Regions from separate parts of the Homo sapiens genome. Here regions 2, 3, 4 and 5 are each linked to region 1. Evidence: chromatin loops called from intact Hi-C (ENCODE). Cell type or tissue: GM12878. All regions are shown on one strand. Region 1 has its middle 8.0 kb from the start of ERAP2. Region 2 overlaps LNPEP (leucyl and cystinyl aminopeptidase). Region 3 overlaps RIOK2 (RIO kinase 2). Region 4 overlaps LNPEP (leucyl and cystinyl aminopeptidase). Region 5 overlaps CAST (calpastatin).

Region 1 (5,000 bases):
ATACTTACAGCAATTGTAACATCTATTTGTAACATTACTATTCTATGTATTTACAAAAGGAGCCATTTAAAAATGAAATATAGCTATTAGCTTAAACAAGTACAAAGCCTAGTAGTGTTATCTACATGCTTCATGCTTCCAGTGTTATGCCTTATTCTCTCATTATGCCAAGCCTGTACTTTCTCCTTTGGTAAAGTGATCACATTTTCTGGTTCTCTTCCCCTTCCTAAGTGTCAACATAATCTAAACTCTGCAATTAATGTGTGTACAAGCTGTTTATACTTAATGCATCCCATATTTTGGTCTGTGACTCTTGCCTTAAAGAGCCAACTTTTAGGCTAATCTCTACGTTCTTCAATATTCATATCAATTTTAGTAATAAAAACACATCTGTGTGGAAAACAAATAGACAAACATCAGTGTTTGTAACATATAGTAGTAATAGTGATAATTATAACCAACATTCATTAAGGATGTTTATTTAACATGTATGCCCAACCCGGTTGATACGCCATCCCAGCTCTGCCCCAGGGCCTGAGTTGTTTTTCTGGGTGCAGTTGCTTTAGTAATAGCCAATGTCATTCCCGCAGCTATAAAGCCATAGTTCCTGCCATTACAGCCACAAGAAACTTGGGAGACATCACAAGGCACCTTCTAGGAGAGACCTCGTACATGCACACTAGCCAGCCTGGAGGCTGGTCAGCCACCAGGAGGGACCTGCTGACACAAGCTGGAAGTGCTGAGGAGTTGATGTGCTATTGACAAACAGGAGAAGAAGAAGTCAGCAGATCATTTGTCCACCTTTTACTCTATAAATAAACCATTCTGAAGCCAGGAGTTCCATACTGCCTCTCTGGGGATGTCCCACAGGACCAAGCAACCAGCTACGTTTCCTTGATGAGTGACTGGGTCATCAGTACCTAGCTTTGTGCTTATTTCCCTCCTTCTCTGCCTGCCTCACTTCCCTTTTTCCCTGCTTTACCTTTCTGATATTTTTTTTTTTTTTTGTCAGAGTCTCACTCTGTTGCCCAGGCTGGAGTGCAGTGGTACAACCTTGGCTCACTGCAACCTCCACCTCCCAGGTTCAAGTGATTCTCCTGCCTCAGCCTCCCGAGTAGCTGAGATTATAGGCACCCGCCACCATGCCCAGCTAATTTTTGTATTTTTAATAGAGACGGGGTTTCATCATGTTGTCCAGGGTAGTCTCGAACTCCTGAGCTGAGGCAATCCCTCTGCCTCAGCCTCCCAAAGTGTTAGGGTTACAGGCATGAACCACCGTGCTGGGCTTCTCCCTGAGATTATACCCTGTGCTTTAGTTATGGCTGCATAACAAATTAACACAAAACTTAGTGGCTTAAAGCAACAATAATTATTTACTATTTGTCACAGTTTTTATAGGTCAAGAATTTAGACAGGGCATAGCTAGGATGACTCTTCTCTGCTTCAAAATGTTGGAGTCTTAGGTGGAATTCTTGAAGGGTGGCGTTGGGATGATTTGAAACTCATTCACTCACTTGTCTGGTATTGGATGCTGGCTGTCACCTGGAAGTACCTAGCTGGAAGTATCTGCCAGAATGCCAACAAGTCATCTCTACTTGTGGGCCTGGGATTCCTCATAGCCTCATGGCAGGTTCCAAGGACCAGCAGAGAGAGACAGAACCAAGGAGAAGTAGTAGTTCCAAGAAATATTTAACAACCAGCTCTCATGGTGGGGAAAAAAAAGGTACTGCTTTGTATAATTTGTTTATTTACCTGCTTTAATACTCTATGTGGGCTGGGTGCAGTGGTTCATGCCTGTAATCCCATCACTTTGGGAGGCTGAGGCAGGCGGATTACCTGAGGTCAGGAGTTCAAGACTAGCCTGGCTAACATGGTGAAACATTGTCTCTACTACAAATGCAAAAATGAGCCAGGTTTGGTGGCGAGTGCCTGTAATCCCAGCTACCTGGGAGTCTGAGGCAGGGAGAATTGCTTGAGCCCAGGAGACAGAGGTTGCAGTGAGCCGAGATCACACCACTGCACTCCAGCCTGGGTGACAGAGCAAGACTCCATCTCCAAAAAAAAGAAAAACAAACAAACAAACAAAAAAACTCTATTCTCAGGCTACCAACTTGAAGTCACTGACCCAACATTGGAAAGAAATGTATACAATCAGTTCTCTCTTAAAAGTCAGCCCAGCCCTCCATGTGCACAGAAGCCACCTCCCTTCTATGACCTGCTGCATATTATTGAAGGCAGTTACAAAAATCTACCCAGATTCAAGGGGAGGAAACAGAGACCTCACTAACAAGAGCAAATGAGACTGGTTATCGGTGTGGCCATCCTTGGAAATACAACCTACCACTCCTTCAGTAGAGCATTAATACCTAAACTTTGCCTTATGCTGTCTTTTGTGGGGAACTTTGACTAAGGCAACACAGATATATCTCTTTTCATTCTCACAACAGCCCTATGAAGTTTGTGCTATTTTCCCAACATTTGATAAATGAGGAACTTAAAACTTAGAGAAAAAGTGTCTTGCCCAAGTCCACTCAGCCATTCAGGAATTGAGCTGGGATATAAAGAGGGAATGTTTTATTTAAGATCCTGAACTCCTAACCCTAGGCTAGTGGTTCTCAAATTTTAGTGTGTATCAGAACCGTTTCAAAAGCTTGTTAAAATACAGATTTCTAGACGTCACCCCGAGTTTCCAATTAATTCCATTTGGGAAAGACTGAGAATTTGCATTTCTAACAAATGTTCAGTATGCTGCTGATGCTGTTGGAGGGGCAAGGCATACTCTGAGAATCACTGCCCTAGGCTCTACTAATGCATAGTTATTCAAGCATTCAAATTAGATTTAGTAATGGTATCATAAAAATTCTCACCCCCAGTCCTCAACTTCATATATCGAAATCCAAGCCTACCTATAAATCTGATTATCTTAAGTCTGGGTTGTATACTCGTAGAATGTTATTGCTTTTTGGATTGTGTGATTTGCCTCAAGATGTGTGTTTGCACAGTGTTAGCTCTACAACACAGGAGTCTCTGCAGTTACACTTGTTACCACTAGATGAAGCTCCTGCTGCTTTTGCTTTCTTCGCTCAAGAGAACTTGTTGGTTGGCTACTAGATGACACTGATTGTAATTTAAAATGCATAGCTAGGGTTACACAGAGTTGCTTTGCTCTGAAGATAGAGTGACCTGTCTTATTAGTCAATAAAATTCAGAAAGCTAGGTGGTAAACTGTACATCATGGCCTGAAGGCTGTAATCCATAACTTCTCTAGTTGATAACTGCTTATTTAAAAGTATGTACCCATCACCCTCTACCCTCCACTGACTAGTTTTATACCAAGTGTTGGCTTCAGAGAGGTACAAACAGAGGACACTCATGAAAAGAAGAAGACTCTATTTACTCCTGGATGAAAGTTGAGAATTAGCTTACTCAACATATTTCCAAAGTACAACCATGAGCCCACTCATATTTATTTAGTTTACAGATTTATTAGAAAATAACAGGTAGATTCAGGATTTTTATAGAAAAGGATGGTAGAAGGAGCAATCTGTCTGGAACAAAGGGCTTGGGGTTTTTTGCTGTATTCAAATATCAAAAAACATTGTCAAATGGCTCTGGAGAGTTAGGAAGACAGCTGAAGGAAACGAAGAGTGTTGAATTAGGGAAGCCTAAACATAAGTCTAGTGAAAACTCCTCAATAATCTGACCATGAAGACTGTGGAGCTATTGTAAGGTGATCAGACATCTATCCACATTGAAATGGTTCGGAGAAGAGGATGGGTGCCCAGGCAAAAGGCCCAGAAAAACCTTTTTGGAGGCTTAGGGAAATCTGCAAGTGGGACAGGGATGGGGGAGGGTGCTGCCTTTTGCTGTAATGGCACAGTATGTAATTGGACCAACCCTCCCACTGAAGACAATTGTAAACACAGACAAAATAGAAAAAGATCTTTAAAGCATAAAAGTCTAAAAAGATAGTGAAGAATTACTAAGCTAAGATTCTAGAAAAGTTGGAAACCCAAAGAGGTGAACGAGGGATTCCAGAAATTCCCCAGGGGCATTTGCAGATTTGGAAGAGGAAACCAAGAGGCAGACTAAGCTTTTGATAGTAGGACCAGGGGCTGCAAAATCTGAGAGCTGCTGAGAGTAATGAGAAAGGCAGTCTCTGACAGCCAGGAGCTGAATGGGCACTCACAGCCAGACCTCAGTGTTCTCCTGTTGAACACAAACAATTTCATGGAATATGAACATCAGACACAACCACTCTTGTGACTCTGATGGATCAAGACAAACACAAGCCAACTCCATAATCATGTCTGAACACAGGCAAACATGAACGTTGTCCAAACCACAAAAATGACCAAACATCTTCAGGTCCTGGCTAATATGAATGACTGCTGTTTCTTCACCAATTTCAGCCTTAGCCTTTGTCTAATCTCTTAATAAGATACGAAATCATAGAATCACCCCCACTTTCTTAGAACATTTAAACCAAAACGAAGCCCTGCCCCATGAAACTCTCATGCAAATCACCTATAACATCCCATAATGACCCCTTTCTGACACTCTCTTTCTGAGATGCCCCAGGGCTCCCCAGGGTGTTTTCCCTTGATGTAGTGAGTTAATAAACCCAGTTGGTTCAAAAATCACCACCAAGCTTTTTGCCTAGTTGGGTGGTGGATTTTTCTTTTATTACTATGCTATTGAGTTTTGTGCTGGAACACAGATAAGTTACTTGAGAAGTTTCATCCTTTTGGATCCTGCTTTTAAGATTTGTTAGGCAGGACCAGAGCAGAGACTTATCTGCTCCCCACTACTGAGGTAAGACACTTTAGCACACTCTACCCATTGGCCCATTCATCTTGAGGTTCTCCAGTTTGATGGGTAGGCACAAGCACTACTTCTGTCTCTGTGCAAGCACCAGGCTTTGTTCCCACTAATCCTTTTCAGTGGTTCAGTTTCTGGCAACGTTTATTTTCTGCTCATGTGCATATTGATCATTGATC
Region 2 (5,000 bases), 130 kb after region 1:
GGAATTAAGTGCATCCTGCATGATTCACTGGGAGAGGACTTGGAAGTTTGTGCCTGGTTTCCTCTGGACTTTGTCCCATGCATCTTTTTTCTTAGCTGATTTTACTTCATATCTTTTCACCGTAATAAATCATAGCAGTGAGTATGACTATATGCTGAGTTCTGTGAATCCTTCTAGTGCATCATCAAACCTGGAACTGGTCTTGGGGACCCCCACATGAGATATGAGATTGAGAGAGATACGAGATTGAGATAAAAGGTTGCTTTGCATGTTCAAGCACCAGCAAGGATCCAGTGTTATCTGAAGTAGAGTAAGCAGAGGAGAAAGTAGTAGATGAAGTTAGAGGGACTGTAAGAGGCCAGATTATTATAGGGTCTGCTAAGCCATAGTAAGGACCTTGATTTTATTCTAAGTGAAACGAAAAGCAATTTGATCAGGAAAGTACCGTGATATGGCTTATTTTGTAAAAGATCACTCTAGTCTTCAACAGTACATGGAGTAAAGAGGACTAGTTAGGAAGTTATTGTAATAGATGGGTGGCGAGATAATGGTAGCCTGGACAAGGGTGGAAGTTGTGAAGGTGATGGAGGTACAACTGGACTTGGAGTGTGTTTTAAAGATTGATCCAGTAGAATTTGTTCATGGATTAGATATGAAATACGAGAGAGGGGTCAGGGTAACTTTAAGATTTTTACCTGAACAACTGGAAAAATGGAGTTGCCATTTGCTGAAATGGAGAAGACTGCTTTAGAAGTAGGTTTAGGGAAAGAAGGGGGAAGAAACTTCCATTTCTAAGTGACTATGAGATATGGATTAGATATCCAAATGGAGATACCACACAGGCAGTTGGATATGGGTCTGAAATTCAAGGGGGAAGAAGTCTGATTAGATATATAAATCAGGGGATCATTTGGAAACCTTGGAGTTGGGAGATCAACTAGGAAGGAAATTTAGATAGAGAAAAGGGGTCCAAAGATCAGATGCAAGGACACACTTTCTTCATTGGAAGATGAGGAGGATTCAGTAGACGAGACCGAGAAGGATGGCCAGTGAATAGGGAGAGAATCAAGAGTAGTGTCTTGCAGCTCTCAAGGAGGAGCAGGTGATCAGTTATATCAAATGCTATCAATAGGTTGATAAGATGAGCCTGAGAATTCACATTTGTATGGCACCAGGAAGTTTACCAGTGACCTTGATAAAAATACTTCCGGCCGGGCATGGTAGCTCACGCCTGTAATCCCAGCACTTTGGGAGGCCAAGGTGGGTGGATCACCTGAGGTCAGCAGTTCAAGAACAGTCTGTCCAACATGGTGAAACCCCGTCTCTACTAAAAATACAAAAATTAGCTGGGCGTGGTGGTGGTGCCTGTAATCCCAGCTACTCAGGAGGCTGAAGCAGGAGAATCGCTTGAACCCAGGAGGCGGAGGTTGTAGTGAGTGGAGGTCGCACCACTGCACTCCAGCCTGGGTGACAAGAGTGAGACTTCATCTCAAAATAAATAAATAAATAAATAAATACTTACAGTAGAGTGATGATTAGAAGATGGCTCAAGAGAAAATGGAAAGAGAGCAAATGGAGATGGCAAATTGAGGACAACTCTTTTGAGGAGTTTTACTACAATGGGGGAACAAAAAAACAGCACGGTAACGAGTTGGTAACGAGGAGGGTGAAGTTAGGGAAAGGTAGAGAGTCTTTTATTTGTTTAAAATTAGGAATGTTACATCGTTTTTGTTTTGTTAATGGGCATGTTACAGTATGAAGGGAAAAGTTGGTGATGCAGAAGAGAAAGGACTGTTGGGGACAACAGTGAGTACTTAAATTTATAGAACAAGTAATAGCTATGAAGTGTGATACAGAAATGAGAGTAATAGGTAATAATTTAGTTATGTGTACAATAATCTTGACATTACTACATTTTTATCAAAAGTGAAATTCATTCAAAAACTACTAGAGTGCCTACTATGTAGTGGGCATTGTTTTTGTCATTGGAGTTGAGTTTTCACTTTTTCCTCTCAGCTTACTGCATAGATGAGGAAATAAATGTGTAACAGATACAGGATGCCATATAAATTGTATTGAAGATGGAGAAATGTGATTTCTATTTCAAACCGGGAAGGTCTTCACAGAGGAGGTGGTGCTTATTTCAGGATTGCGAATGATGACAAGCACATCAATGGATATAGTGTGGCCTTAATATTATGCTCCCTGCCCTATACATTTGTTAGTTCCAAGCATTTGAAGTGACTCTGCAGGAAGAAGAGAGATTCTGGTTACTTCACAACACAATATACTAAAATAAGAAATTAATGACCTACCTAGCAGGGAGACTTTTGAGAGCCTTGTCAATTTATTGTGTCTCCAGCACACAATAAATTCAATGGGTGATTTAAGCACTGGGGATGGAGGTGTAGGTGCCACAGAAAATTTGGCATGTTTTTCTATTAAAATGTTTTTATAAATACTTAGCTTTTCAACACTAACATTGAAACAGTGAGTATACCAATAGACCACACAGAATGACTCATGGTTAGAATAGTGCACATGGGAATCTACTCATTAATTCTTTTTCAAATCCTTTAAAATAATTTTAAGACAGTTGAACACAGTCCACATCTATATGAGACTAAGTAGCAGTATATTATAACTAAGTTCTACATATGAAAGTAAATTTTTAGAATGACTGTAGTTTGAATTTTAGATTCCCAATTCGATAATCTATAGTATTCTATTATTTTCTTTCTTTTTCCTCACTTTTTTTTTTAATAGGGATCTTCTCTCTTGTTGATGTTGAAAACTTACCTTAGTGAAGATGTGTTTCAACATGCTGTTGTCCTTTACCTGCATAATCACAGCTATGCATCTATTCAAAGTGATGATCTGTGGGATAGTTTTAATGAGGTAAGTGACCTGGGTAATTTATTTAGCTCTTACTGTAAAAAGAGAGGAGTTCGTCTATTTATACTTTTTAGCATGTGTGTAAGTTAATCTGTGGTACAAAGCATAGTTATTTAAGAAAGGGGGGGATGGAGCTTGCTATATAAATATTTATGAATGGAGCACTAAATTTTATGTCAAGAAATGGGAGTGCTGTTCTTAGTTGTTGGAAAAGACGTGTGTGGGCTTGGGTAGCCAGTTGTTTTTTTTTTTCCTGTACCTTAACTTCTATTCCTATTTTGTAGGAAAGTTGTCTTCTCCGTATTAATGAATATTACTATATTTTCATTATTTGACTTTTTTTCCAGAAATCTCTTTTCCTATCCTTACCCTTTTAGTTTTTCTGCCTCTTTTGAATGATTCTGTACTCTGCTCTATGAATCTCTTGCCTTTGTGACTGTTCCTCCAGAGTAGATGATACATCACAAGCTGACTGCATATTATCCTTGGATGATTTTGCTGTTGGAATTTTGTCATTCCTGGAAATATTCTAGCAAGCAGTGTAATTATGTAGAAGTTACACTTCAAAGCAGCACATGAACCCGGGCTGCTTCATGCATGTATACTGACTGCAAAACCCTTATAAGCATTTGTGTTTGTTACCCTGATTTAGATTGATGGGTCATAATACTTTGAAAGATCACAGATTTGACTGAGCGTGGTGGCTCACGCCTGTAATCCCAGCACTTTGGGAGGCCAAGGCAGGCAGATCATGAGATCAGGAGTTCGAGACCAGCCTGGCCAATATGGTGAAACCCCGTCTCCACTAAAAATACAAAAATTAGCCAACGTGGTGGCACATGCCTGTAGTCTCAGCTACTTGGGAGACTGAGGCAGGAGAATCATTTGAATCTGGTAAGCAGAGGTTGCAGTGAGCCGAGACTGTACCACTGCACTCCAGCCTGGGTGACAGAGCCAGACTCTGTCTCAAAAAAAAAAAAAAAGAAAGAAAGATCACAGACTTATTTGGAAATTTGATGAAAGTTCTGGCCATATTACTCAGAAAAACCACATATGTGCAGAACATCACACACAGTTTCAAAGTTTTATTGACTCTAGGTTAGGAACCCCTGCTCTGGATCTTTCTCATACACTCTTTACTGCTTCTTTGCCTCATCTGAATCCTGATACTTTCTAGCTGTTAGTCTTTTGCCCAGAAGATATACCTTCCCTACTCTCTGAATTCTCTTTGAGAACTTATTACCTAACAGTTGTTCCCAAATCATTGTTTTTTTCCTCTGATCATATAGTAGTATTTCAATTGAAAGCCACATTGTTTACTTTATACTTACTGTCTTAATCTGTTGGCATTTAGAACATATTTCTGCCTTTCTCATTGACTGCAACTTTTGCATCATGGTGTTTTTCCATCCCAAACTAGTTCCTAACATTATCCTCAGGTTTTTCAGCACCCACATCAAATTATGCATTGGCCTCTTCACTTCAATACTGCTTCGACACCCAAAAGCACCTTGGTTTTAGGCAAGCTTATTTTCTTCTAATCCTCTGGTTCAGAAATAAATAGGTCAGAGCCATGATAAATACAAGTTTAATTAAAATGGGAAGATTTGCTCCATCCTTTTGTGCTTTAAATAAATGGGCATATGGTGATTGAGGTGAGGCCTGCCATAGTAGAGTGATTTTATCAATTTAGGTACATCATGACTTTGTTGCTTACAATTCAAATTCATATATAATCTAGAAAAATAATTTGAATCCTGAGTTTAACCCACCTGCTTTAAAGAGACTGTTGTTCAAAAATTGCTTCTTAGTTATTGATACTAGATGTCTTAGGGGCTTTGGGCCTTAGAGGGTCTGCAAAGCTCTGACACTAGGTTCTAGATTTTATAGATAACTTCATATATTTTCTGGGAAAGAAGGGCTGTGACCACTAAAGTAGTTTACCACTGTTTTCTAGAAAGACTTAAGGCAACTGACCTGTTCATATGTCACTCTTCTGCTGCCGCTGCTCCCTGGCACTCCCACAGTATTAGGTCCTAAGAGACTATCATTGTGGAGGTGGAGGGTAGGAGCATAAAGAGAAACCCAGACTCAGGTGCTTCACA
Region 3 (5,000 bases), 290 kb after region 1:
GGCCTGGAATCAGGGACCTCAAAAGCCCGCTTGGTCCTCTACTCCACTGTGGCCAAGCTGGTACTTACAGTGCAAGGCAAAGTCCCCTTTATTCTTCCCTCTCCTTTTTTTTTTTTTTTTTTTTTCAAGCAAGAGTCTCTGTCTGTAGGCACCACAGCTGGGAATATGCAGGGTCACACCTGAAGCCAGCACATCTCTGAGTTGCACCCAAGGCCTATGGTGAGTACTGCCTGGCTATCACTGCTCACTACTCAGGGCCCAAAAGCTCTTTAGTCAGCAGGTGATGAATCCTGCCTGGACTGGGTCCTTCCTTTTAAGGCAGTGGGTTCCCTTCTGGCTCAGGGTGTGTCTAGAAATGTTGTCCAGGAGGTAGGGCCTGAAGTGGGGGCCTCAAGACTCTGCCTGTTGCCCTGTGCACTATGGTTGAGCTGGTATCCAAGCTGCCAGACAAAGGCCTCTCTACTTTCCTCTCCTCTCCTCAAAAGGAAGTAGTCTGTCCTGGAGCTGCAAGCTGTGCTGTGTGGAACTGGGTGAGGTGGCTGAAGTACTCCTTTGGCCAGCCTGGTTGGTTTCTCACTAAGTCATGTGTCTTCCAAGTCCACTGATTCCACGCCCAGCCCAACTTGTTGTCCAGAAATTGCAGTCCTTGTGGCCTAGACTGCCTTTCAAGCTTATTTAGGACCCAGAGCACTTCGGCCTGTGGTGGCAAGTCTTGCCAAAATTCAGGTGTTGACCACTGAGACAGGCAATTCCCCTCTGGCTGGGGCTGGTCTAAATGCTCCCTCCATGGGCACTGAGTTCTGTCTGGTGTTGCTTTCTGCTGTGACAGGGCAGCACTGAGTTTTAATGCAAAGTCCCACAGTCACTGCACTCTTCATCCCCCAAGTGCACATTCTCTTGCCACACCATGTGGCCGCTGCCAAGGGATGGGGGAGTGGTGGCATCAGCAATTCAAGACTGTTTTTCCTACCCTCTTCAGTGCCTCTTTCAGTGGTAAGTTAAAACTAGGTACTGTGATCTCTCATCTGATTTTTGGTTCTTATGAAAGTGCTTTTTTATACGGATTGTTGTTCAATTTGGTGTTTTTGTGGGGAGAATGATTGGTGGAGGTTTCTATTTGGTCATCTTGTTCGGCCTCTACTGCAAAATGTTAATATTTTTAATGTCATTATTTACAATATTAAGGTAAAAGAAAAACTTGCAGTCTTTAAAATCTAACAACATAGGTTTTGTGAATGACACAGTTCTCTATAAAAGTATTGTAGCTTTGGAGTTATCCCCATACTCCTGGTTATTACACAACTGTGTAACCCATGGCTTTTCTGAACTTTAATCTCCAGCCTCCTTACACAGGTGCATAAGATGGCTCCAGTACTTCATAAACTAAAGCAAGGGCGAATTAAGATATGGCCTGATGCTCTCTAGGGAGATGTTCTAAGGAGGGATAAAGAAGACTGGGCATGGCGAACTGTAGCCCACCCAGAGTGCTGAATCTGTGACAGTGAAATAAACCTACACTTCAGAAAGTGCTCTGAGAACCTAACATAACTCATCCCTCTATCCTTTGTAAGTAGCAACCTGGAAGGCAGCATCAGGCAGAGTTTTTTAATTAGACAGCTATGTATTTTGTCAGAAAATTTACTAAGCAGTTGGCTAAAAGAATGATTATCTCGAGCTGCACTAACTCTGATTAGTATCCATTAAACATCTATGGTTTTGGAGAAACCTCAAAGATAGCCAGCTATGTGCCAAAGAACAGACCAATGGCTATCAATACCACAAAGTTAGCACAAATATAAACCGCATAGTTTGTAGGAAAAGTTTATTTAATGGGGAGACTAAGACGATGCAAGATGGTTACTAGAAAAACATCTTTCAGTCTGGATAAATACACAACAAAGGATCATAGCTGAAATACCAGTGACCATCACAATAGGAAAGGTGGTCAGCTTGTGGAATTTTCCTTTTGGTAACCTTAAGAAGTCATTTTAGCAGTACTAACCATACAGTATATGTCAGGCACTGTAATAAACTCTTTACAAGTGGTACTTCATTTAGTCTTCACGACACTGAGGTATACTATTAAATGTCCCCATTTTACAAGTAAAAAAATTGAGGTTAGAGAGGCCACAGAAGGTACCTGAGGTTTGGGAAGTGTAGAACCAGGATTTAAATCTGGAACTCCTAGGCAAAAAAAAGTGTTTTAACAATCACAATATACAGCTTTACATTAGTAAAATTTTGAATTTGTTTTTGTTCATTGTTCACTATGCATGTTTTAAAATGTGAGGGTTATAGCTTATCTGTTAGGACAAACTCTCTAACTTCTAATTGATGGCTAGCCAAACATATCTTCAAAAAATAACTATTATAATTATACCTTAGTTTTCAACAACCAAAACAACATATCCAAAAAAAACTAAATTCCTTAACAGATCATTTATTAGTAAATCTTCAATAACTAGCACTAATCTTTGCCCAAATGAGGTAAGGCCTCCATTTCTGATTGGAATAATTAATTCCTTGGCCCACAAGAAATCTTAGGCTATTAAAGGTAAAAATCATGTTTGTCTTGAGTTTCTTAATAGTAATGGGCTTTTTATGTAGTAGATACTCAAAAGTCAACTGAGTCAACTAGGTAAAGCTGAGCAGGATAAGGCTTTATTCCCAATTTGCTTTCATAGCTCTGAATATAAGAAAATGACTCCAAAATAAACATTCTGTGGTTCTATTAAGCTGTTTTCAACTTTACATTATAAAAATGCTTAAAAGTTGAGAGATTATACAAAATGAATACCTGAATTCAAAGATATATCTAAAATGCAAAGCAAGGGTATTTAAATATTTGAATGTCAGGTAACTTTTGAGGGAAGAGGAATTGGCATTTTCTAGCTTCTATATATTTAAGCCAATTTATTAGATAATTACAGGTCTTGCAAATAGCTAGTAGAGTTAATTTGGCAAAGGTGAAAGGGAATCTGCTGTCTTTATCAATCTTGGAAAAGTCTGTACTATATTCCCTCTGGTAGAACATAATTAGGGATGCAAGTAATCCTGTTTGGTGACTATGGGGTGATATTGCCATCTAGTGGCCATTTTTCGCTGCAAGTGATCCCCTTTTCCGACTTATGCGGCAATGAAGAGACAATAATCAGGTGCATACACTTAAGCACTCATCTTTACATCTCACTGAATTATAAAGTCCTTGAGGAAGGGACCATGGCTATGTATTTTCTTTCCTGCATTAGGTATTTGTTAACCTTGAGGTGAGAACATGTTCCGGACCCACTTATATAATAAGCATATGAGAAAGAACATTTCATTCCTCATTCTACTCCACCTTCCCCAACCCCTAACTCTTCTGCTACTCAGGCCTGCTTACAAGCTGCCAACTGTAAAAATTGTGGTAGACTATCTCAAGTAAGTTTCCATTCTCATGACCACATTACCAATGTAAGTGGCACAAAACAGATTATTAATCAATTAATTAAGCAAATTGTGCATCACTGGCTTATCTTTACTTCCAAAGGCTTATCTTTACTTCTAAAGAAAAATAAGACAGTGAAGTCCTCCAGTTGCCAAATAAAATGCAACCAAATTGTCAGCAGAATTTCAGAATCATTATGATTCTAATAGCCATGTTTTATTGAATGCTTAAGAATGTGCTAAACATTGTTCTAATTGCTTTATGTGCATTGTAGCATATCATCCTCAACAAACAGAAAACAACAAAAATGTTATTTAGATTTTTAAAAATATGCAAATGTCTCTAATAAAGTTACGTAACTGTAGTTACCCAAATTACTTTGAAAAAAATGGACTGCTTTGGCAGGTAATTATTCTTTGCAAGACACATACTGAATGACCAAATTTATAGATGAAAGAGGGTTTATTTATTAATATATGATAGCCTTGGCTCAAAAAAGACAAATGAGGGCTCAAAAAGGAATTACAGTAACTTTAAAAAATATATTAAACATATCCAAGATCCTAAATATATTATTCTCCCCAAAAGCTGGCTGCTTCCAAACTTGATTTGATATTTTGCATGTTTTCCCTACGTTGCTTGGTAAATATATTTGCTTCTCCTTTCTGCAATCGACGTCTGACAGCTGATTTTTGCTGTTTTGTCAACTGACGTTTCACCTTCTGTTTCACCAGTTCCTGGAAAGATTTCATAAATTAGTATTACTGATAATGAACCATTTCAAAAAGTACACTGCTAATATCTGTTCTATTTATATATTGACACCATGAATTTTAAGATTCCAAACACTGACAGTACTATATAGAAACTGTTATATAGGAGAAATTAAATTCCAAACAGAAATACAGATTATATAGCAAAAAATATAGTGTATAGGCAGAATTTTTAAAAAATTACCATAGTGCCACCTAGTGTCCATCATGAAAACTGATGGAAAAAACAAGATGAAACTGCTTGTTCCTCTGCTTTTTAGGTTAAAAGTAGGCTTTTAGAGTAGATTTTGTATAGAAAATTATTTTTGAAAGCATTCAGTATTGCTGAATATATCCAAGAATGCCTTCACAGTTTCAGCTGTAGAATTGACCTGATGGTAGCAATCACCCATGGAAAAGTCTTCATATGTCTTTTGATCATAAATTCAAGTTACTTATCAGTTAAGATACACTGTGCAAGTCACATGACTTACAAGATGAATAAGAAATGTGAAATACTCAGTTCACAATGACCTTTTCTTTCTCTGAAGCACTACAGTCTGTTATTTAATAACTGTATATAACCTTGTATCATTCAACTTTTCTCCTAAAAAAGAAGATAGCTGCAAAACTCTGCAAAGCCAGGAACAAGGGTCTTCTTTTTTTTTTTGAGACAGGGTCTTGCTGTGTTGCCCAGGTTGGAGTGCAGTGGCAGGAACACAGTTCACGGTGGCTGCAACCTCCTGGGCTTGAGTGATCTTTCTGCCTCAGTCTCCTGAGTAGCTGGGAATACAGGTGTATACCACTACACCTGGCTAACT
Region 4 (5,000 bases), 120 kb after region 1:
TTGGGGAGTTCCTTCAGACCTCCAGTAATTGTTTGTGGAGGCCTGGGGAGTTTCTTCAGACCCTCCAATAAAACTTATTTAATCCTAAATGGGTCCTGTTAAAAATTCCTTCATTATTTTGTCATGCTTTAAGACCCAGGCAAAACTCTTGGTGGGCTTTTGTTAAATTCCAGCCTTTGTATAAGGGCACTGGCTTTTAATATTTAACTTAACCACTCAGCCAGTACTGAAACAGTTGTTATGGAGGCCTGCGTTAGTGAGATCTGGCTTGCCACACTTGTGTTACCCACTCTTTCCAGAGTATACTTTCTTCCCTTCTTCACCTTTTCAAATACTCATCTTTTTAGGCCCTCTTCAGGTTTTCTGCATGTTTCCTTATAATATCTTCAACCTCTAGTCAGAATTTGTTTCCTTCCCTTTGTTCCCATTGCTTTATTTTCATTGTTAGGACATGACTTACAGCCTGATGTAAGTTTCTGTTCATTGTATAAACCTCTGCCTTTCCCAGTTTATTGCAGATCCTTTAGTAACTAGGATTGTAACATATTTATCTTAGTATACTTGGCAGGGTGCCTTGTACAGTAGGTGCTCAGTAACTACTGGATTGAATTTGTGTTTGTTTTAGGTACTTTGCAGCAACTCAGTTTGAACCCCTGGCAGCAAGATCTGCTTTTCCTTGTTTTGATGAACCAGCATTTAAAGCCACTTTTATCATCAAGATCATAAGGGATGAGCAATACACCGCTTTATCAAATATGCCTAAGGTACTGTTCTGTTCCTTGAATGTAAAAATCTTTGAATGGGTCTCTTTCTTTAAGAACACTTAAATTCCTCTTTGCCAGACTACAGTTGAGAATGATTAAAATCATATACATTAATATTCTTCCTTAAAATACTTAAATAAAAATTAAAATATATTGGCATCAGTTGGGAAGTCACCTTGAGGAGGACTTGAGGAAAGAGAAAGACCTGCTGGACTTGGAATGTGTGGATAGGAAATGTGAGTGTGCATTGTATATTAAGTTGTGCAAATATTAATACAATGAACTAGCAAAAGATTAGAGTAATATTTTCTGAGACAGGATGAATTTGCTATTCTAAACTGTTATTTGAGAGTGTTGAATAATAACTCTTTTTGGTGTTTTATTGGTAAATGAAAAACCAATATTGTTATAATATGGAGATTGACAACTAGAACAGGAGCCTCTTTCTTAGATGTTAGCTCTGTGTGGGATGCAGTGAGGGTGAAACCAATAATTGTTTTTATGCCAAACAAAACCTGGAGCCTAGGGGGTCTTTTTTTGTTTTTTTTTTTTTGGTCTTAGACACCTGAGGGACTGTGCAGCTTGATAGGAGCCTCCTGGACCCATGTGGCTAAGGGAGAGGAGCAGCAGCCATACCCAGCAGGCTATGGAGCCAATCCTGTAGGCAGCAGAGAGCATAATCTGTAACAAGACAGCACTGTACCAGCTTACTCTGCACACTCAGCCATACTCTTCACCTTCATCTTTCTCTAAAGAGGCAGATGCCTACTTTAATTTGTGGTTGGAAAATTCTATAAGGTTGCCTACATTCCCTCATTTTGTGTCTGCTGCAGACTTCTCTAATGACTTACTACTGACTTTGTTCCCACTAAGCTTTCTTGGGGGTCCTCAACATGGCACCCCATGAAGCCATTTCAGATCATTTGAAGGGATGTCGCAGCTAGAGCTCCTTCTGTGGATGTATTTGTAGCAGTAGAGTGGAGCAATCCCAGGTCATAAGGAAGGATTTTGGTTTTGGAGGTGTTCTAATGGGAGAAGCAGAACCAATGTGACTATCTTTAACTTAACATTTATTTGGTCATCTTTGGGACTAAAAACTCCTTGAGGAGTTTCACTGTGCTCCATATGTCCTCAGGATGAAGGATGGTACAACAGACTGAGACTAGGAGCCATGCTCTTTGCAGAAATTCATACTGAGAGGTTATAATATGCTAGCATCTTTACCATTTATTTCCTATTTGAATTTTCAGTTTCTCAGTTTGTTTGTTATTGCCATTTATTCCTATAGTTACAGAACTGTCTTTTCCCCTTTGCTTGTAGAAGTCATCAGTCGTTCTAGATGATGGACTTGTTCAGGATGAGTTTTCTGAGAGTGTGAAGATGAGCACTTACTTGGTTGCTTTCATTGTGGGAGAGATGAAGAACCTGAGTCAGGACGTAAATGGAACCCTGGTATGTTGATGTGGTAATTGTCTGAAAGCCTGTGTCACAAGAGGCTCAGAGGACCTCTTGCTTTAACGATTCCTGGTATTTGCTGTGTGAAATAAATAAGCTTTTAGATCACACTCTGACATTTTATACCAGAAATGCTACTTTTTTGCTTAGCTGTTATTTACTGTTACTAGTTTAATAGCTGAAAGTCAATAATTTTCAAGTTTTAAAAAATTTTACTTTTAAAGAGAATTTTAGTAAGACACTATATGTATACTAAAGCTTTTAGAACTGAGTGGTAGCCACTAGCCTTAGGGGGAATATTTAGATTTAAATAAATAAAAATTAAATACAATTTAAAATTCACTTCCTCAGTCTCACTAACCATATTTCAAGTGTTCAGCAGTGTTCATGTGACTAGTGGCTACATATTCGATAGCTCTAGGTTGTAAAAATTAGATGAGTCCTCCCTTTTTTCAAAGCAAATCCTGATGAGATTCCTCTTCCTAATGAATAAGATTGTCTATTTAGTTAAGGGTCTGGTTTATCTGTATTTTGCCAAAATTAGACTCTTCTGTTTTTCTTTATCATTTGTACCTGTTTGTAAATGATTATTTGATTGGACTTTATACTTTGATTTCATAGTAGAAACCTAATAAAGTTAATTTTTTCAAATACTGACAACATAGAAGGAGAAAAGGCATTCTATCATATTTATTAAACTAAAAACAATTATTCTTGATGATAGAAATATGATAGAATGTCTTAGTTTCTGTTTTCGTATTTTTGAGCTCTACCAGGGAATATACTGCTAGTTTTGGGTTTCCTTTCTAGACTAAAGAGCTTTATATTAATCACAGGATACTTGGATCTTATCATTTTGCTACTTCAAAAGGGTATATGTTTCCTATTAGAAAAGACTATCACGTCTATCCCATACCTTTCAGAGATAAGGACAGAGATAAGGATTCTCTGGTGATTTATCAGTAATAATACTGTATGCCTTTAATGATGCTACTCAAAAAGTAAACTAAGTTTTTAATGGTAAGTGTAGACTGTAATATTAAGCGCTAAATAATGGTTCACTCACCTTTGGATTGAAAGACTTTATGTCAAGGATTTTTCAGAATCCTTTCAAAAGGATATTATAACTGGCTTAAATCTGAAATAATTCAATTAATTCCACTTCAGGTGTTGCACTACATATTTAGCCTTTGATTTAGAGTTTGCAGCCTTGATAAAGCCTAAGAAGCCCAATCTAAAAGAGTCAGGTTTGCTGCTGCTTCAAGACTCAGCTGAATACTACGTTCTCCATGAAGCATTTCTTTCTTTCCCCAGCTGGAATTAATCATTCCCTCTCTGATCTTTCATAGCACTTTAATTATCTCTTTTTTGTAGTTCTTAATACTCATTGGTATAAAACCCCCAGCACTTTTTATGTATCCCAAAATGTATGCAGTCTTGGCATTTTCCCCCCTTCTTTTCTTCCTTCCTCTTCACTCTCTCTCTTCCTTTTTCCCCCTTTCTCTCATCTGCTGTGTTTGCTTCACACTACCTGTAGGATTACATTCAGATTCATCATTTGATAATCAAGGCCTTCCTTATAAATTCAGCAATATTTCTTTTCTTGTTTAAAATTTATTTTTTCCACCCATCTGCACACTGATCTTTCTTTTTTCTTTTTCTTTTCTTTTTTTTTTTTTTTTGAGACAGAGTCTCGCACTGTCGCCTGGGGTGGAGTACAAGTGGCACAATTTCGGTTCACCACAACCTCTGCCTCCCGGGTTCAAGCAATTCTCCTGCCTCAGCCTCCTGAGCAGCTGGGATTACAGGTGCCCTCCACCACGCCCGGCTAATTTTTTGTATTTTTGGTAGAGATGAGGTTTCATTATTTGGCCTGCTGGTCTCTAACTCCTGACCTTGTGATCCGCCCGCCTCAGCCTCCCAAAGTGCTGGGATCTTTTTTAAAAATTTTTTTAGTGACAGGGTCTCACTCTGCCACCCAGGCTGGAGTACATGGTGCAATCATAGCTCACCGTAACATTAAAGTTCTGGGCTCAAGTGATTCTCTCCCAAGTCATTGGGACTACAGACAGGCACCTGCCACCATACTTGGCTAGGTGTTTTGTTTTGTTTTTTTAATTTTTTGTAGAGGCATCTTGCTATGTTGCTCAGGCCAGCTTAAACTCCTGGGCTCAAGCAATCCTCCTGCCTCAACCTCCCAAAGTGCTGAGATTACAGGTTTAAACCATACTTCTGGCAAATTCAGCTATATTTCTAATTGCCTCATTATGAATTCTTTCATCTAGGCAAGCTGAATTATTCATTGCCCACATACACACTGCATTCTCATATATGTGTGTGCATGTGCATGCTTGTGTGTATGTGTGTGGAAAGAGGAAGAGATAGAGAAGTTTTAGATGACTATGTTTTCTTTTTTGCTTTTTATTCCTGTATTAGGAAACAACATGGTTAAACATAGACTCTGGAGTCTAATTGGGTTGAAATCCCTCCTAGACAGCTTACTAGCTATGGGCCCTTAAGTAGACTGCTCTCATCCTTTCTCAGTATATATATATATGTGTGTGTGTAAGTGTATAATATTTGTGTATATATGATATATATATTATATAATATATAATTTATATATAATATATTGTATATTATATATAATATATAATTATATATAATATATAATATATTATATATTATATATAATTATATATTATATATTATATACAATATATTATATATTATATATAATATATAATTATATATTATATATTTATATATATTATTATATAT
Region 5 (5,000 bases), 110 kb before region 1:
GTACACAACAAGGGGGAAGACCCCATTATGAGTCCTGTGGTTTAAGTGCAGTCACTTAAATGAGGCGGATTCGTGGACAGTTGAACAATGTCAGTCATCTTTGTAGCAGGCCAGGATTTGAAAGAGTATTCAACTAAACTTCATTAACAATTCTAGAAAATCAAATTCATGCTTCTCACTCATCCATGTGCACTAGCCCATTTATTTAGCAGACACGGGAACTAGACTGAACTATCCGTGATTGAAAGTTTATTATTCTGGAAACCTTTATATTTGCTTCCTGAGTTTTACAATTCAGTTGCAGCCATAGCGTTTCTATTAATTTGGGCTCATTTGTACATTGCTTTGCAAAGTTCCTAGAGAGCATGCTAAGGGCCACATGTTCTGTCTCCACTGAGTGCCCATTCAGTAGAGGCTGGTCAAGTGCAGGTAAACTCTCTTCATGATAGGTGATTGGTTGGTGATTTGCTCTCTCCCTTTACTGAATTTAGTAGTAGTGTTTAAGGAAGCAGTTGATTCACAGTCCCTGATCACTTTATTCTGTAGTCATTTCATCCTCCTCTGACTTACCTCACACGTTATTAGTTACCTATTAATAACATTTTCAGGCACTAGCTTCATCTCATTTAAATCCTATGTTGGTATTCACCAGCTATGTTCCCATCAGGTCTCCTCAGTGAGATTTGGCTCCCCGAGGGCAGGCCACAACCTCCCCTTCCAGACGCAGAATGACGCAGTGATGGAAAATCGATTTCAGTTTGAGTAGGGAGCAAAAGTGCTCCCAGAGTCCCAGGCATCACTTAGGAAATTTTCTGCCTTTACAGCTAAGAGATGGTGGAGAACAAGCCCAGGTTCAGCTTTCCCCTGTACCTGAAGAATGGTCAGAAGGCAAAAGTCAGTCATGAGGGAAACAGGTGATCCAAGTTGAATATCCCTCATCTGACATGCCTGGGGACCAGAACTGTTTCAGATTTCAGACTTTTCTGGATTTTGGAATATTTGCCTCGTATCTGTTGAGCAGCCCTAGTCTGAAAATCCAAAATGCCCCCGTGAGCATTTCCTTTGAGTTGTCAGGTCAGCACTCAAAAAGTTTCAAATTTTGGAGCATTTAAATTGTTTTCAGATTTTCAGATTAGGGATACTCAACTTGTACCTCTAAACCATTGCACTTCACATTTTCAATGAAACAAAAACCAACCTTAACCAGTTTCTCAGGTGAAATATTCATATATATGTATATCTTTGTATTTACTTATTTTTGTGTAGGTGGATAAATGGGATTTACTATTAGTATATAGATCTCCTTTTACTAAAGAGCCCCGCATGCTTTCTTCATTTTGTCGTGTTACTCAAATGTGGCACTTGGAGTCATAAACAGCTTGACCTAATCTGAACCATAAGTTGCAGAGCGTTTCACTGACAGGTTAAACTCCCTGAGGGCAAGGCCTTTGTGCGATTTTCTGTTGTATTGCCAATGCTTACTTAGGTCAGGGCTTGGCATGTAGTCCTTGCATATGAGTTAGATGTGTGGCTTACAAGGTTAACCAGCATTTTCCAGACAACCTCTACAAAGCCCACCCCCATGTAGGTAAAGGGCTTATCCCACACTGTCCTGCAAACCCCAGTCACAGCACCACATACCACACTATGCTGACTTTCACGTTTTCCTGCTGTGATAGTCTCTAGGCTTCTGAGGTCACAAGCCATACCTCATCCAGTGTGCAGCCCCCGTGACTCAGGAATGCCTGGTGCTTGTGAGCTGTTTGTTGCCATGAACTAATTAGAGCATATTCTCTGGTGAGAGAATCCTTCGTGACATGATGGATCTAATTTAAAATGTACAACAGCAAGTATAACCTGTAGACCCTTTGTAATGTTTACAAGGTTTCATACTTTGGATAAAATGTAAAATGATTTCATGCCATGTGTTTTCCCCCCCGGATAGGATAAAGATGGAAAGCCACTCCTGCCAAAAGAGTCTAAGGAACAGCTTCCAGTAAGCAAACCAGTTTTCTCTGAGGATATCTTTTCCTTTTGGCCCTGATTGCAATGGTGTTTGTTGATACATTTCCTGGTTCTTGCAGCCCATGAGTGAAGACTTCCTTCTGGATGCTTTGTCTGAGGACTTCTCTGGTCCACAAAATGCTTCATCTCTTGTAAGTCCAAAACTCTTGGTTTTATTTCTTTAGTTTTTTTTTTTTTTTTCCTTTGAGATGGAGTCTTGCTCTGTCATCCAGGCGGGAGTACAGTGGTGCCATCTTCAGTCACCGCAACCTCCACCTTCCAGATTCAAGCGATTCTCCTGCCCCAGCCTCCTGAGTAGCTGGGACTACAGGGGTGCACCACCACACCCAGCTAATTTTTGTATTTTTAGTAGAGACGGGCTTTCACCATGCTGGCCAGGCTGGTGTCAGTCTCCTAACCTCATGATCCGCCCACCTCGGCCTCTGAAAGTGCTTGGATTACAGGCATGAGCCACCGCGCCTGGCCTATTTCTTTAGTTTTAGAGTGGCAGAAATAAATGGAAACTGGTGACTTAGAATCTGACTTGGGAACTCAGGAACAATCATAAAATTAATGGCCCTCAACCCACTGTAGCCATTAAAAATGTGTTGCACCATGAAATACTGTCCCAACATAGTGGATGCTTTTATTAGTGTAACTAATATCAAGTACCAGTACCCCTATGAAAAGAGAATTTAAATGTAAGCTTATCCAAAATTACTCCTCAGACAACTTTACCTATTGATATTTCTACAATTTATCATTTCCCAAATTGCCTCCTAAGGGAACTTAGCTCCATGTGGAATATAGAGTCCCTCAAAGGGAACTCTGTTACTCGAAAAGTTTGGACAATATTGGGTAATGTTAAGCAGGTTTCTCTACTGTAGGATTTTCATGGCTTTTTATATGCAAATATATAGTGAGTCTGTTAGAGTTCCCAAACTTAATAACTGCAGAACCTTTTCTTGTGGGGTCTGGTTTATCTGTTTACTGGGAACTCAGTTTTTAAACCACTGAATGTATTATTAGCAGTCAGTTGGAAAGGGATTAACAGTTTCTATGACAGTGGCATGGAAAATATATTTATATCAGTTGGAGAATAGACAGAATGACAACTAGAAGAAATAATGATTCTTTGGAATTGCCTGAAGTTGTTACTTTTGCTGAATGAAGCAATAAAGCCCCTCAAAGAAGAGCTTACTAACCAGAGCATGTTATTCTCTGTACCCCTGTAAAAGCACCGTGCTGCTCAGTCACCTCATCCCGTGACCTTCCTCTCATCGTCTTCCATACAGACCACATCACAGCAAAGCACTCCAGCCTTGATTTAGAAACCATAAGACATGGGGAAGAATACAATGTGAGGAGTACGCCAGGAATGTGGAGTCATAGCATTACACTGAGGCAGAACAGATGAACAAATAGTGGGGAACAAGATCTCAATTCCCTTCCTCCTCCTATCATTATTATTATTACAATTGTTAGGGTTGTTTTTTCTTTTAGAAATTCAAAGATTTGGAAAAAGTAACAATGGATTTATATGCCCCCTTCAAAGATATGTAGCAGTGAAATGGTGAGATGAAACAACCTTTAAAAAAAATCTTACTCTTAGAAAATTAGCAAAGGAAACATTAGTGCCAACAATATAGTTAATAAAGTAGAAATAACTAATCATCATGAGAACCAAATAATCAAAATAGTTATTTAGTGGAAAGTTTCAAGAAATTTGGGGGAGAAGTATCACATATGGCTCATAATTAGTGTTCATCTGTAAAAGAGTAGCTCCTGTACGTACCATGCTCTTTGATATAATAGAACAGAAATGCTATATAAAAAGAAACACTTAAAACTATTCCCCTAATAATACTGAGATCACATTGATAATAGACTATTTTAAAACATCAAAGATATTACAAGAAAAAGTCTTTGAGAAGCAGTCAAAGCAGTATTCCTGTGATACATTGTCATAAACACCTTTATCAATAGTAGAGAAAGAGAAAAAGAGAAACCTGATAAACTAAATGCTTATTGAATTTTAAACTGAAATTTCTAAAAGTTTTAATAAGGTAGCCACCAAAAACAAAGTAGCAATAAGCATACCAGGAAATGAAAATAGCGGCATGAAAGTTAACTGGCCAATAGTTGTTTCTTTTGAAATAACAAATACTTTATAAAATACTAGCAAATATAAAAGAGGAAAAAAAACCTTACAAAAAATACAATTAAATTTTAACAGAGTAATATAATAATATAGAGATCAACTAAATTATTGGTAGTTTAAAGCCAATAGTCAGTTGGCTTTTATGAATTTTTAACATTTTACAAAACTGATAAATAGAGAAAATAATCTTACTAATAAAATTTAACATAAATGTGAGAAAATACAATAATCAGTACAGAGCACAAATAAATTATTAGGAAACACTATGTACAACAATTTTCTAAGATTAAACAAAAATATTAAACTGCGTAATTCACAAAACCTAAAAAAAGACTGAAGAAAATATTGCAATGATTTTCAAACTGTCCTTCTACTGAAGGTTTAAAGATGACTCTAACTGTTGAACACTCAGTTCTTATGTGGCATAAATATGTCATGAAAAAGATGGGGTCACATAGTTGCTTCTATGAGTAATTATGGTGCTAATCTTAAAATCTGACAAATATAACGGTATCAGCTAAAGTTACTTAAATGTGTAGATGTAAAAATTACATACAGCATACATAGAATATAACAAACAGTTAAATTATTTGCCATTATAAGTATTGATTCAGTAGCAGGAAAACTGTCAATATATTGTAGTGGTATATCAAATAGAAACAAATAATCATGTCCATGTAAAAGATCTATTTAAAATTTTACATATACTCATATTATAAATAAAAACTTTTTAAAAAGTAGGCAATCCCCTAATCTGTTAAAGAGTCTTTAGTTTTCAGAATCAAATATTCAATATCATGCTGGAGGCATTTTCCTTAAAAGCAGAAACTATGAA

What was found. A loop is a pair of places that touch in the nucleus more often than their neighbours do. Peaks named below come from ENCODE experiments on the same cell type or tissue, not always from the same donor. Only the 100,000 strongest peaks of a DNase experiment are listed, where the experiment ranks them.
Region 2: it touches region 1 in a loop (5-fold over the local background); 31 of 110 quality-filtered maps call a loop at or near these places.
Region 3: it touches region 1 in a loop (7-fold over the local background); 89 of 110 quality-filtered maps call a loop at or near these places.
Region 4: it touches region 1 in a loop (2.8-fold over the local background); 34 of 110 quality-filtered maps call a loop at or near these places.
Region 5: it touches region 1 in a loop (2.4-fold over the local background); 22 of 110 quality-filtered maps call a loop at or near these places.

Annotation. Positions count from the first base shown.
Region 1 is chr5:96,866,020-96,871,019 of GRCh38, forward strand. It overlaps a transcript of ERAP1 not described here. Among named protein-coding and RNA genes, the nearest start is that of ERAP2, 8.0 kb to the right of the region's middle. In GM12878, a CTCF peak has its summit at 3,044 (motif pointing right); DNase peaks (open chromatin) are centred at 3,098 and 4,587; H3K4me3 peaks cover 764 bases; H3K27ac peaks cover 1,098 bases.
Region 2 is chr5:97,000,649-97,005,648 of GRCh38, forward strand. It overlaps LNPEP (leucyl and cystinyl aminopeptidase), which reads left to right. Exons shown (of 18, transcript NM_005575.3): 9 at 2,767-2,898. Among named protein-coding and RNA genes, the nearest start is that of LNPEP, 67 kb to the left of the region's middle. In GM12878, no CTCF peak of the experiment used is centred here; no DNase peak of the experiment used is centred here.
Region 3 is chr5:97,159,062-97,164,061 of GRCh38, forward strand. RIOK2 (RIO kinase 2) reads right to left here. Exons shown (of 10, transcript NM_018343.3): 10 at 1,806-4,164. The coding sequence ends at 4,000. Among named protein-coding and RNA genes, the nearest start is that of LIX1, 19 kb to the left of the region's middle. In GM12878, CTCF peaks have their summits at 3,099 (motif pointing left) and 4,403 (motif pointing left); a DNase peak (open chromatin) is centred at 3,120.
Region 4 is chr5:96,984,455-96,989,454 of GRCh38, forward strand. LNPEP (leucyl and cystinyl aminopeptidase) reads left to right here. Exons shown (of 18, transcript NM_005575.3): 3 at 626-764; 4 at 2,085-2,216. Among named protein-coding and RNA genes, the nearest start is that of LNPEP, 51 kb to the left of the region's middle. In GM12878, no CTCF peak of the experiment used is centred here; no DNase peak of the experiment used is centred here.
Region 5 is chr5:96,755,499-96,760,498 of GRCh38, forward strand. CAST (calpastatin) reads left to right here. Exons shown (of 32, transcript NM_001750.7): 23 at 1,946-1,996; 24 at 2,085-2,156. Among named protein-coding and RNA genes, the nearest start is that of ERAP1, 50 kb to the right of the region's middle. In GM12878, no CTCF peak of the experiment used is centred here; no DNase peak of the experiment used is centred here.